3 separate regions of the Homo sapiens genome follow, and all the other regions are linked to region 2. Evidence: chromatin contacts called from ENCODE Hi-C or POLR2A ChIA-PET data. All regions are on one chromosome and are shown on one strand. Each heading gives the region's core, a stretch centred on a gene start or an enhancer-like site at or near the end of the contact. The rest is flanking DNA. Distances are from core to core; before and after follow the strand shown.

Region 1 (4,298 bases), core at 1,582-4,081, 250 kb after region 2:
ACCTGAGGTCAGGAGTTCGAGACCAGCCTGGCCAACATGGCGAAACCCCGTCTCTACTAAAAACACAAAAATTAGCTGGGTGTGGTGGTGCATACCTGTAATCCCAGCTATTCAGGAGATTGAGGCAGAAGAACCACTTGAACCCAGGAGGTGGAGGCTGCAGTGAGCCGAGACTGCACCACTGCATTCCAGCCTGGGAGACAGAGTGAGACTCCATCTCAAAAAAAAAAAAAAAGATAAATTATTTATTTTCTAAATGTACATATGCAAGTTTCATCCAAGCACTTCTGACATCTTTTGGTGAGGATTCTCCAAGAAGAAACTATTTACTTTTTGACTGACATAGCCTGTGGGTATGTTTCTGAAAAATGTAACTTGGAGAGATGGGTCTCCAACCTAACTCAGGACTGTTTTTACTGTTTTTGCTCCCATGCATGAAACATTAATAGCTAACACTTATGGAATAGTTATGTTCCAGCCACTTAATTATTACAATCCCCAAATCCCTAGTACTTATTTTATCCCCTTTTTAATCCATAGTACTTATTTTATCCCCCTTTTAATGATGAAGAAATGGAGCCCAGAGAGGTTAAGTAACTTGACCAAGGTCACACAGCTATTAAGTGGCAAATAAAGGCTTCATACTCAGTCTGATTCTGGAGTTTGTCCTTTTCCTTTCTTTCTTCCTGTTCTTCTCTTTGTTTTTTTTTGTTTGTTTGTTTTTGAGACAGCATCTCCCTCTGTCACCCAAGCTGGAGTGCAGTGGTGAGATCATGGCTCATGGCAGCCTTGACCTCTCCAGCTCAAGTGATCCTCCCACTTCAGCATCCCCAGTACCTGAAATTACAAGCACATGCCACCACGCCCAGCTGATTTTTAAAACACTTTTTGTAGAGACAGGGTATCCCTATATTGCCTAGGCTGGTCTTGAACTCCTGGATTCAAGTGATCCTCCTGCCTTGGCCTCCTAAAGTGTTGGGATTACAGGCATGAGCCTCTGTGCCCAGCCAAAAAATGCATAGTTTTAAGGAGAAAGGAAAAGGCTCATAATTATTGCTGTGTAAGTCTTAATATCTTGTTTATTGTTAAATTATGTGTCAGGCACTGTACTAAGTTATTTACGTGCACTTATATGTTTAAAAAAATGAGAAACTTAGAAATATTACAGGCATTGAGAGGTAGGTTAAAGTTCCAACAGTTGGGAGATGTCTTGAGTCTTTTTCTTCCGGCAGTGGGAGGTAATAAAGTATAGTGATGAAAAGGACAGGCTCGGCAGGGCATGTGGGGTCATACCTGTAATCTCAGCACTTCCGGAGGCCAACGTGGGAGGATCACTTGAGCCCAGAAATTCGATACCAGCCTGGGCAACATGGTGAAACCCTGTCTCTACCAAAAAATACGAAAATAAGCCGGGTGTGGTGGTGCGCACCTATAGTCCCAGCTATGAGGGAGGCTGAGGTGGGAGGATCACTTGAGCCCAAGAAGGTGGAGGCTGCAGTGAGCCAAGATTGCACCACTGCACTCCAACCTGGGCGACAGAGCTAGACCCTGTCTCAAAAACAAAACAAAACAATCCCCAAGCTATGCATTTTTCCACTCCAATACTCACTTTGATTAGAGATCTAGTCTCATCCTGGCGTCATTTTTCGAGGTCAAGACTGAGACCACTTAACAAGACCTTCCTCAAAGTGGGGTCATCTATAGCTTATCAGATCACTTTTCCTACATGCATCTAATCGTCTTGTCTGAGGGGAAGGTTTATTTCCTCTCCAACTTAAACCCTTGATTTCATTCCTTCCTAATTCCCCACAAAACGTTTCTACATAAATATCCTGTTATCTCAGACCTGTAAGTTCCTTCATTCAACAAGCAATGGTTGAGCGCCTATAAAGTACCAGGCACTTAGAATTCTGTGATCAGAATTCTCCTCCGTTCACTGGCTCCTCCTTTCCATGAGCTCAGTCTAGTGGGGAATACAAATATATTCACGAATGATAATGACACAACCAGGTAAATGCTACAGTTCTGGTAGGTCTGAACTCTCGGCAATATTCGCTAACAAGACAGGAGGCGGAAGGGGGTAGCGGGAGACCAGGGCACTATATGAAGGGGCCTGAGGGTAAGGGAAAATGAAAAGGACGAATAAAGGGTTGTCGTGGGTGGATTAAAGAAAGGGATGAAAATGGGCGCAAGGCAAGCAGAGTGAGCGAAATGCGAATAGTCAGAAGCGGAATGAATGATAGATCGGACTCCAAAGGCACGTAGGCTCGTACAAGAGAAAGTGCGGCCGTCTCACTCACTTCTGCCGCAGGCTCTCCTCCCTCTCCTTGTCGAGGAGGCTAGGCCAAGGCTTGTCGCTCCCGTAGGGGCGCGAGTAGCTGCCGTAATAGACTGACGAGGAGGCAGAAGCGAAGGGGATGCCCCGGGGCGCAGAGGGCCGCTCTCTAGAACGCGACCGCGAGCGTGAGCGGTAGGACTGGTTTCGGGAGCCTTGGCTGAGGCCACCCAGCTGATGGGTGAGTCCATTCCGGTCCCCGGACCGAGAGCAAGAGTGCGAGCGAGAGCGGCGGCCCCGCGGGGAGCGGGCAGATTTGCTGGGCTTCGGACTCTTCGACGAACTGCGACGTCTTCCCCCCGAGCCCGAGGCCTCCCTATCCGGGCTGCGTGAGCCGGACACCGGAGCCATGGCTACTGGGGGGCCCCAGCAGCCGTGGGACAAGGGGGCGCTCTCGCGAGCCTAGGAAGATGTCTGTTGCCTTGGTTCCCGGGACCTGCCGCTGCGGAACAGCCCAAATCTGAGGAAACCTTGGACACAGTTCTGGGTACTTCTGCAAAACCCTTCCCCGGATCTAGGCGGTCGTCACCGACAGGAAGCGATGTGTGCATCAATATAAATAAGCCGGTGGGGCAACTAGATTGCGTGCATCCTTCCAGTTCCGAGTGAGGCTCCTCAAGTCTAAGCAAGAGACCAAGTTCTTTCTCAGCCTTGAACTTGAAACACTTGAAGGGAAGTATATATTTCAAACACAATATACAGTATACATTTCACTGAGTGGCCGTATGAACAAGACAGTTAATTCTGCTTGTGTTTCCTGTGCTTTCTGTGTGTATTTATATATAAATGTGTGTGTGTGTGTGTATGTCATGTATGAAAGTATGAATGTGTATTTTCTTTTTCTTTCCAATCCCAAGCAAATCGGGAGGGTTTTTCGCGACTGGGGATTAGCTATGGTGTCTAAGCCCCATATTGCCGTGTTAGCTTAGAGGGCGCAAATTTTGTTAATGACTCGCGCCTGATAAACTTCAATTAAGTTTCCCGCCTAGAGAAAAACTGCATACTTATCCCCTAGCCACCGTCTCCACCAATATGCCCCAGCAAAAGGAGGTTTTTTTTTTTTGAGACTGGAACTCACTCTGCTCACTCTGTCGCCCAGGATGGAGTACAGTGGCAAGATCTCAGCTCCCTGCAAACCTCCGCCTCCCCGGGCTCAAGCTATCCTCCCACCTCAGCCTCCTGAATAGCTGGGATTACAGGCGCATGCGACACCAAGCCTGGGTAGTTTTTTTTTTGAGGGGGGTCGGGGGAAACAGGGTTTCACCTTGTTGCCCAGGTGGTCTTGAACTCCTGGGCTCAAGCGATCCGCCAGCCTCGGCCTCCCAAAGTGCTAGGATTATAGGTGTGAGCCACTGCGTCTGGCTTGTATTTTTTTCCCCAAAAAGTGTCATTTTATTTTTTATTTTTTTATTTTTGAGACAAGGGCTCCCTCTGTCATCCAGGCTGGAGTGCAGTGGCTATCCTGGCTCACTGCAACCTCCGCCTCCCAGGTTCAAGTGATTCTCCTGCCTCAGCCTCCTGAGTAGCTGGGATTACAGACATGTGCCATCATGCACAGCTAATTTTTTATTATTTTTTAAATTTGTACAAATCTATGGGATACATGTGAAATTTTGTTACATGTATATAATGTGTAGTGATGACGTCAGGGTATTTAAGGTGTCCATTATCTGAGCACAATACATTTTTGTTAAGTGTACTCTCGGCCTGGTATGGTGGCTCACGTCTGTAATCCCAGCACTTTGGGAGGCAGAGGCGGGTGGATCACTTGAGGTCAGGAGTTTGAGACCAGCCTGGCCAACATGGCGAAACCCTGTCTCCACTAAAAATACAAAAATTAGCTGGGCCTGGTGGCACGTGCCTGTAATCTCAGCTACTAGGGTGGCTGAGGCACGAGAATCGCTTGAACCCGGGAGGCTGAGGTTGCAGTGAGCCGAGAGTGAGATTGCACCACTGCACTCCA
Region 2 (4,349 bases), core at 500-2,999:
TAACCAGGAGCAGAAAAGCCACAGCAGAAAAGAGGGAGCCCTCAAAACACTAAAGCAATAAACAACGAGAGTGCCAATCTTGGGGGAAGAAAATTCTCTCAAATTGCATCATCACAGAGAATGTCCCCTGTCTACTCCTGGTCCTTCCACAACATGACTGCATAAAGTGCTCTGTGCTAGGGTGTGCAGGGGGTGGAGGAGGTTCCGAAGAAATGATCCTGCCCTTCCAAACAGGGACAAAAGAGACATTAATACATATTCTGTAGAGAAAATATTATCAGATTCTGGCTTCAGATTTTGTAAAATCAATTTCAATTACACCAAATACCTAGAGGCTTTTTTTTTGTACTGTAGTTGCATTGCATGAACTATTTTCCTAAATAAGTAAGCTACAAGGTTGAAAAACATTTTTATGTGGTTCAGAGATTTTCGTCAAGTAGTATGTGGTGTCATGGGATTTGACCTACCTCTGTCTCCCACTCCTTCCTCACCTCGGGGTGCTGGTGGGCTTATTAAAGTCCCAGATACCCATGGATGAATAGAATAGCTAGGGTGTCCCCCCCAAATGGAATTCATCGCCCTTTGCAACCAAACTTCTGGTTTAAAAAACAAACATGGAGCCTCAGGTCACTTCAACATGGTTTCTCTGCACATCCCAGGCTGGAAAACTTCAGTTCTTTAAATGAAGATTTTTTTTTTCCCAGAGTCGGTCGCCAACAAAAAAAGAGACGGCACCGCTTTTGCGAGTCTCACACTTATTTTCCTGAGTCTCCATAGAAAGAAGCCAGCTCCACAGGTTTTGGCACACAAGCCCAGTTACACTGAACATGCACCCGAGACAGATCCTCAGAGGCCCGCTCCAAAACATGCCAAAATACGCAGCCAGCCACCTACAGGCCAGCCAACTGCACCCCACACTGACGCACAAATGAGACCCAGAGGCACACAGCACAAGCAGACAGAGAGGCGTTCGGACACACACCACAGAGGTGAGCACACTCAGAGAAACACGCGGACTTCTTTGGGTCACAGACAGAACCCCGGCGCCGCCGCCGCCCGCCCGGGAAGACACGAGCGCGCGCGCGTGCACACATACGCGCACACCGATACACACACAGACGCAGTCACATATGTAATGCATATAGAGAAACCCTATCCCAGCCAGTCACCTCCCCGCCCCCCTCGCCACTCACCGCCTTCTGCCCCAGGCTAACCCCAGCCCCGCGCCTCTTTGCCTGTGCGGTCCCGGGTCACAACGGGCAGCCGTGCGCAGGGGCGCGGCAAGGCCAGGGTGCCAGGGACCCGGAGGGCTCGGCGGCTCCTACGGCCATTCATTCGGCAACGCCCCAGCCGTGGGGCCGCAGCTGCAGCGAGGGAGGCGGTGGCGCTCACTGCGGCTCTTGGGCAATGCAAGTTCAGCCGCCGGCCCGCAGGTTTTGCCTGCCCCCCTGCCGCCCCCCGCCCCCCGCGCGCCACCACCGTTTTCCGGGACAGGCTGAGGGACTGAGCTGCTGACCCCGGGAGCAGAAGTCCCACCGTGCCCTTGGCTCCTGGATGCTGCCCACTGCCCTCCTCGCGATGTGGCGGCGGCGGCCAGGTCTCCTTGACCCTCACCAGGCCCTCGGCCCCGGCCCTGGCACCCAAGCTCTGCACTTACCACCTGGCGAGCTATATCGGTCGCTGCCATCGCTCCTGCGTCCGCCAGGGCTGCCACGGGTGCCGCCGCAACGGGAGCTACTGCACAGGAAACAGAGGAGCTCCTCCGACAAAGAGAAAGTGTTACACTTCGGGCGCGACCAAGTCCGGTGGGGGGAGGTGCAAGGGAGGGGCCCCCTCGCCGCTGCTCCAACCCCAACCTCCCCTCTACCGCCCACCCCTTGAAAGTAGGGTATGGAGAGGGGGCGGATTTAACGCGCCGCTTCCCCCTATGGCCAGACCAGTTCCAGTTCTTCCTGCAACCCCAGCCATAGGCTTCTACGAAGGGGGGCGGGGGCTCCCCTCGGTGACCACGTCCTCTGCCCCCCCCGCCACTTGGCTCCGTGGTACGTCCCGACCTCTGCTGAATTGTCACACCCCCCTGCTCTCCTTTACATCCCTAAGTCCCCAGACCCCGAAGGCTGGAAGGGAGCCCCCGCCCCTCCCCCCTCCCATACTCTGCTCAGCGGCCGAGCTCTGCAGTTCTCCTCCCGGCCCCCGTTACCCCCCTTCCTTTCCACCGAGATCCCAAGGTGCTTAGATGGGTGCGCCTTGGCCGCTGGAGTCTCGATGCCCCACTGTCGTGTCTCCCTCCCTCCATGGCCCGGGAGCGCAGCTGCGGCCGAGGTACCGGGGAGGCCTGCGGCACCTGCCGCTCCACAGTAGAGCTTAGAAAGGGGGCCCGTGGGGGGAGCCGCACTGCAGCCCGGCAACTGAGCTGAGCTGTGGCATGTGGGGTCCGAGGCTAGAGGTCTTGAGACGCTGCTTCTGCCCTGGGGTTTCCAAGCCTTGGGTGCTGTGGGCTGTAATTTCGTGGAGCCAAGCTCACCACCTTTGGGTACCTAGTACAGACGGAACCCACGCCTCCTCTCTCCGACCCAGCCCTAGACGCTCAGCAAGACCACCCACCCCTTCTAGTACCAGAGGAAGGGCTGGAGATGAAGGTTCTCAGCTCTATGGAGCGAAATGGAGGGGCGGGTGACGGGGAGCGGCCTCCAGTCACTCTGTCCCGCCCCCTGATTTCTCCTTGACCCTCATTCAGCCCGGGACAAGGCGGCCAATAGGGCGCAGAGGAGAGAACTTCCGAAGGCAGGGGTGCGCCCGCCCGCCCTCCTTATCCCCGTGGCCCACCTCCGCGGGTCCTCTCTCGTGGGCACCTCTCCACTTCTCCGGCCTTGGCGCCCTCCCCTCTCTCTTGGGACTGGCCTCTTGCTAGCTCCCTGTCACTGGAGCACGCTGGCAGATTTGGCATGCCCGAGGCCCCAGCGGGAGGGACAGTACATTCCACTCCTCAAAAGGGCAGGTTCCCTGGTGTGGGAGAGAGACCTGGGCCCGCCAGAGGGACCCCAGATGGGGGAGGGGATGACAAGGCTATGGAGGAAACCCGGGCCCAAGAGGGGGCCCCAATGGAGCATGGAAGATGACCCCGTAAAGGCCCAAGGCTGGAGCAGCTGAGGAGGAGGCAGGAGAGAGGGAAAAAGAAAAGAAGGAACCAGGGAGAGAGAGGAAGAAGGGACTCGATCCAGAGGCCCTGGTCTCGGAGAAGTCAGGGAAGACAAGAAAATGGAGTAGCCAAAGAAGAGCATGCCTGGCACTTGGTTCCACCTGCTGGATGGAGCTTCTCACACTCTCTCGGGAAGCCCTTTATGTATGTACCCTGTGCGCCTGGAGAACAAGGACTCAGCAAACGCATCCCAGGGCCGAGTGCAGGGCCTCGCAGTCAGGAGGCACTCTATTAAGCTGAGGGCAGAGAACTTGGATGCGTGCGAGGGGGGCGGGGAGAAGAAAGAAGAGACACAGTGAGGGAATAGCAGTAAGGACAGTCATGAAGAGCCAAGTATTCAGGGAGCGCCACTGTGCGCCTTCATTGTGCTGGAGACCCAGGAGCGGCCTAAAGAGAAGAGCCTGGCAAAATCAGGGATCAGCGCAGAGGAGCTCCGCGAGACAGAAGGCGCAGGCCATAGGGCGGATGGCGGTGGCAAGGAAGAGGGGCAGCTGGAGTCTTTCAGACTCTCTGGAGCTTTGGGGCAGGGCCTGAGCCCTGGACTGGGTTGGCAGTGACACGGGGGACCAGTGCTATATCTGAGGAACCACGGTGAGGCTTGGGCCCCAACCGCATGGGGGCGGGGAGTCAGAGGTGACTGGCGGCTTCCAGGCTGGGTGTCTGGGACAGGGCTCTTCCCTGGCAAAGGCTAGGGCGTGGTGGACTGAAAGGCCCCGAGGTCACTAGCCCCGATCTGGACTTGGGGTTTGGGTGGTGGTGGGACAAAAGGGGAGAATTTGGAAGCCAGAGCAGAAAGCTGCTGCCGGAACGGGAGGGGACTGGAGGGCTGCGGGTCTCCCGGGAGAATCCCCCACGCACTGCCCCGCCCGCCTTAGCACTCCTCGCGGACTGAAGCTCCGTACTTACCGGCCCAGCGCTGGGGGCACCTGAGCACGGAATCCTTGGTGTCTCATCCATATGCCCCATTCGGCCCTCCTGTCCCTAGAGACTACCAGAACCTCACTGCGTCCTCCTCCTCCAAAACGCTGAACCTCGAAGACCTGAACTAAGTGCTTAATTCAAGTCTCCTGGGACCCTTTGGTTCCTCCAATACCTGCCCACCTGCGGCTACAAGTCCCTCCTGGGGCCTGGGCCTCCAGCCTCCTTCGGT
Region 3 (3,846 bases), core at 1-2,500, 160 kb after region 2:
AAGAATGAAAGAAACCTTTTTCATTTACCCCTTTCCTTTTTTTTTTTTTTTTACCTCGTATCATTAGAAAAAAACTCAAAATAATCATGCTCAGGCATAGGTTGAAGATGTTCCTGAAGCTGCTCCTTGGTCAAAGTGGGAGGTAATCTTCGAATTACCACCTTAAGAAATGCATAAGGAAAATAAAATTAGTACAAATCAGTTTTCTGTCATACCTGAAAGAATCACAGTTCCTGAAGAAGGCTGGGCTTTAAAATATGAGATCACTTGTAAAAACCCAGGAGAAAATATTCTTCTGCAGCCCAATGCTCAGAATTAGTCAAACATAATAGTAACGCGGTTTAAAAAAACCCTTGGAAATGAGAACCACCTGGAGCAAGGAAAAATCGCAGGTTTTGCTCTTTACAGCAGCCCTGCAGTTTACCAGGTTTGTGCATCATTTTCGATCACCCATTTTTTAACAGATCTAGTGGCAATAACTTAGTAAGCCAACGCTGGTCTTTGTGGGTGCCACGAAATCTTGATTTAGCAACAAGTTTCTCCCACGTCCAACACATCTTAAAACAAAATCCTTGCCCATTGAACTTAAGAATTCAAAACTCTAACGAATACAAAAAATCTACCCATTGCTCTCAAAATAGGATGCTCTCGATCTACCCTCCTGTACCATTAATCACCCTGCACTCTCCCCCAACTCGCCTCCATGAATAATATTCCCATCCCTCATGTCTCCTTCACTATTTAATATTTCTCCCCAATTACACCTTTAGTTCCTCATTCTTTATACCGTCGCTCTTCCCTCCCATTATCATCTCACAGCTCTGACCTAAACCCTTCCCGTTTGGGGAGTCCCCTCTTTTCCTCACCCCCACCCAGGATTTGGCCGGGAGGGGCTCTCCCCATTTCGGGTGAATGGATGAACCAGGATGATGCGACTTCCATTCAGGCGAAGAGATAGAAGGAGAACCTGAGAAAGAAAGGGGGCAGCCCCATTCCCAGCCATCCTCCCCGCGCTGCGGACTCGTCCCGCCCTCTCCCGGGCCAGCGGCCGACCGGGCACCTTGCTCAGCGCTTCTTTCTTCTCCTTGTTGCGATCCTGCTTATCTTCCCCCTTGGAGCTGTCCCCCGAGGTCCCACCACCGCTGCCTGTGGCCCCGGCGGGGGTTAACAGGGTTACTCGCTTCTCCTTAGGCCTGTGCTCCTTCTCTTCCTTCATGGCTACGTCCCCCGCTGAAGCGGCTTGGCCGGAACGGGGTTACCCCGGGCACAAACGGCTCCCGGGAAGCTCCCGTCAAAGCTCCGCCCCCAACAAATGCCCCTTGTGATAAGTCGGGCCCCACGTTCCATTGGGTCCTGCCAAGCTCTCGCGAGACTTGGGCCTTTCCCAGTGCAAAGGTTTTAACACCTGGTTTTTACTTCCCGCCCGCCAAGTTCCTGCGCCACCCAATCCCCTCGCGGCCCAGACTCCCTCGGGGCCCGCCCCTTCGCGCGTCATTAGCAATTCCGCCATCTTGAAGTGACTCTGTCGGGGACTACAAATCCCGGCATACAAAGCAGCTACCCGCTTTTGTTGGGCGTTCAGGGGCCAGAGCTATCTCAGGGTCCCTGTTTGTGAGTAAATCGAATCCTTTCATCTTCAGAGTTTTCCAGGTCGAAAGATAGGTTCTTCACGCTTAGTTTCCATCAGATAAACTCAATGCCGTCCAAATTTTGCCTCACTAGGGGAGCGACTTGTATTTTTTATCATTGAATTCAGAGGCTTTAGCATTTATTTTCCTACAACTAAAAGAAAAAGCCTAACATTTAAAAAACTTTATTTTCCTTATATTGATTAGGATTTACAGATACTTAGTAAATACTACAATATTAGCCGAGTTCAGTGGCGCACGCCTGTAGTCCCAGCTGCTCGGGAAGGTTGAGAAGAGAGGATCTTGAGCCCAGGAATTCGAGGCTGCAGTGAGCCATGATCGCGCCGCTGCACTCCAGCTTGGGCGACAGAGCGAGACCCTGTATATAAAAAAGAAGGATAATAATAAATAAACACAAGATACTGATATTTAAAGGAGTAATATGACTAAAATATACAAGATTTGTTTTCATCACCTTATTTTAGCAAAAGGATCCTTCTCCCCAGGTACTGATGTCCCACAGGGAGGGGAATAAAAATAAAACCCAACTTGATTTAGTTGCGATCACCATCTTCACTTAAAAAGGGCCAATTTTACATTATTTATAATAACTCCAAACTGGAAACAATCCAAATGTGAATCTAACAGTGATTATGTTGAGTGACAGAATCTAGACACAGAGTACATGTTGTACAATTCCATTTATATGAAATTTTAGAAAAATAAAACCACAGTGATAGAAAGCAGATCAGTCGGCCAGGCGTGGTGGCTCACGCCTGTAATCCCAGCACTTTAGGAGGCCAAGGTGGGTGGATCACCTGAGGTCAGGAGTTCGAGACCAGCCTGGCTAACTTGGCGAAACCCTGTCTCTACTAAAAACAAAAAAAATTAGCAGGGCGTGGTGGCACATTCCTGTAATCCCAGCACTTTGAGAGGCCGAGGCCGGCGGATCACCTGAGATCAGGAGTTCGACACCAGCCTGGCCAACTTGGTGAAACCCTGTCTCTACTAAAATACAAAAATTATCTGGGCATGGTGGCAGGCGCCTGTAGTCCCAGCTATTTGGGAGGCTGAGGCAGGAGAGTCACTTGAACCTGGGAGGCGGAGGTTGCAGTGAGCCGAGGTTGTGCCACCGCACTCCAACCTGGGTGACAGAGTGAGACTCCATCTCAAAAAGAGAGAGAGACACAGACACCCATAGAGGACAGAAACCAAATTAAAGATGCAATAGGAGCCCAAGGCAGAAAGCTGCCTAAGGGCCAACTCCCATTTTTGCCGACCTCTAGAATATATTCCCCTGACTCTGCACTTAAATTTTCTCACTCCAATTGTCCAGCCTATTCTTGGATTCCTATTCCTGTGGCTAAAACGGTTTCCCTGTATTTGACATCTGTTACTCTTGCTTTCAGTACCTGGCCGTTCTTATGAGCCTTGTTTATGCATCTGCCTCTGACCTACTGCTTAGCTCTGCACTTGCATGTTGGTAGTGTATGCCTCTGTTTTGGTGTCCTCACTAGCTTTAAACCACCAGCTGTTTGTCAGTTGCCAGAATAAAGTGTCCCAGGGCTCAGTCCTTAGACCTCTTTTCTATGTACACTCACTCCTTTATTAATCTCATTCATTCTTTTGGCTTTTCTGTCTTTGCTGACAACTCTACTCTAGAATTTACATGTCCAGGCCGGGCGTGGTGGCTCACAGCTGTAATCTCAGCACTTTGGGAGGCCGAGGCGGGTGGATCACCTGAGGTCGGGAGTTCGAGACCAGCCTGGCCAACATGTGACATCCCGTCTCTACTAAAAATACAAAAAAATTAGCCGGGCGTGGTGGCAGGCAGCTATAATCCCAGCTACTCAGGAGGCTGAGGCAGGTGATTCGCTTGAACCCAGGAGGTCGAGGTTGCAGTGAGCCGAGATTGTGCCAGTGCACTCCAGTCTGGGCGACAGAGCGAGACTCCGTCTCAAAACCAAAACAAAACAAAAAAAGAATTTACATCTCCAGCCCATACCTCCCTGATGATTTCCAGAGTCATGTATCCAACTGCCTATTGAACATCTCCACTTAAGACGTCTAACGTGTTCAGCCACCGAATGCATCCAAAACTGAACACTTGATCTTCCCCCACACCAACTGTATTAGCCTCCTATTCCTGCTGTAACATTACCACAAATTTAGTGGGTTTAAATAATGCAAGTGTATTATCTTACAGTTCTGTAGGTTA

What was found. Hi-C counts contacts between places; a loop is a spot of excess contacts on that map. ChIA-PET counts read pairs that join two places held with the same protein, here RNA polymerase II (POLR2A). Pooled maps may share reads with other maps.
Region 1: a loop to region 2 is called in a map of mammary epithelial cell, with 8 times the contacts of the local background. The contact joins the promoter of NKAP here to the promoter of SEPTIN6 in region 2. A Hi-C loop is called at or near these places in 1 of 168 maps with a recorded cell type or tissue (mammary epithelial cell), 2 of 37 single-sample maps with no recorded cell type and 11 of 50 pooled maps. POLR2A ChIA-PET finds 5 or more read pairs at or near these places in 4 of 52 experiments (Caco-2, activated CD4-positive, alpha-beta T cell, activated naive CD4-positive, alpha-beta T cell and 1 more).
Region 3: a map of IMR-90 shows a loop between it and region 2 (10-fold over the local background). The contact joins the promoter of UPF3B here to the promoter of SEPTIN6 in region 2. A Hi-C loop is called at or near these places in 1 of 168 maps with a recorded cell type or tissue (IMR-90), 4 of 37 single-sample maps with no recorded cell type and 9 of 50 pooled maps. POLR2A ChIA-PET finds 5 or more read pairs at or near these places in 8 of 52 experiments (CD4-positive, alpha-beta T cell, CD8-positive, alpha-beta T cell, H1 and 4 more).

Annotation. Positions count from the first base shown.
Region 1 is chrX:119,940,920-119,945,217 of GRCh38, forward strand. NKAP (NFKB activating protein) reads right to left here and starts at 2,832. Exons shown (of 9, transcript NM_024528.4): 1 at 2,301-2,832. The coding sequence starts at 2,686. RefSeq lists an enhancer at 2,569-3,069.
Region 2 is chrX:119,691,419-119,695,767 of GRCh38, forward strand. SEPTIN6 (septin 6) reads right to left here and starts at 1,750. Exons shown (of 11, transcript NM_145799.4): 1 at 1,658-1,750. The coding sequence starts at 1,687. RefSeq lists enhancers at 764-813, 1,634-1,763 and silencers at 1,304-1,433, 1,944-1,993.
Region 3 is chrX:119,851,713-119,855,558 of GRCh38, forward strand. It overlaps UPF3B (UPF3B regulator of nonsense mediated mRNA decay), which reads right to left and starts at 1,251. Exons shown (of 11, transcript NM_080632.3): 1 at 1,061-1,251; 2 at 55-161. The coding sequence starts at 1,216. RefSeq lists an enhancer at 1,226-1,285.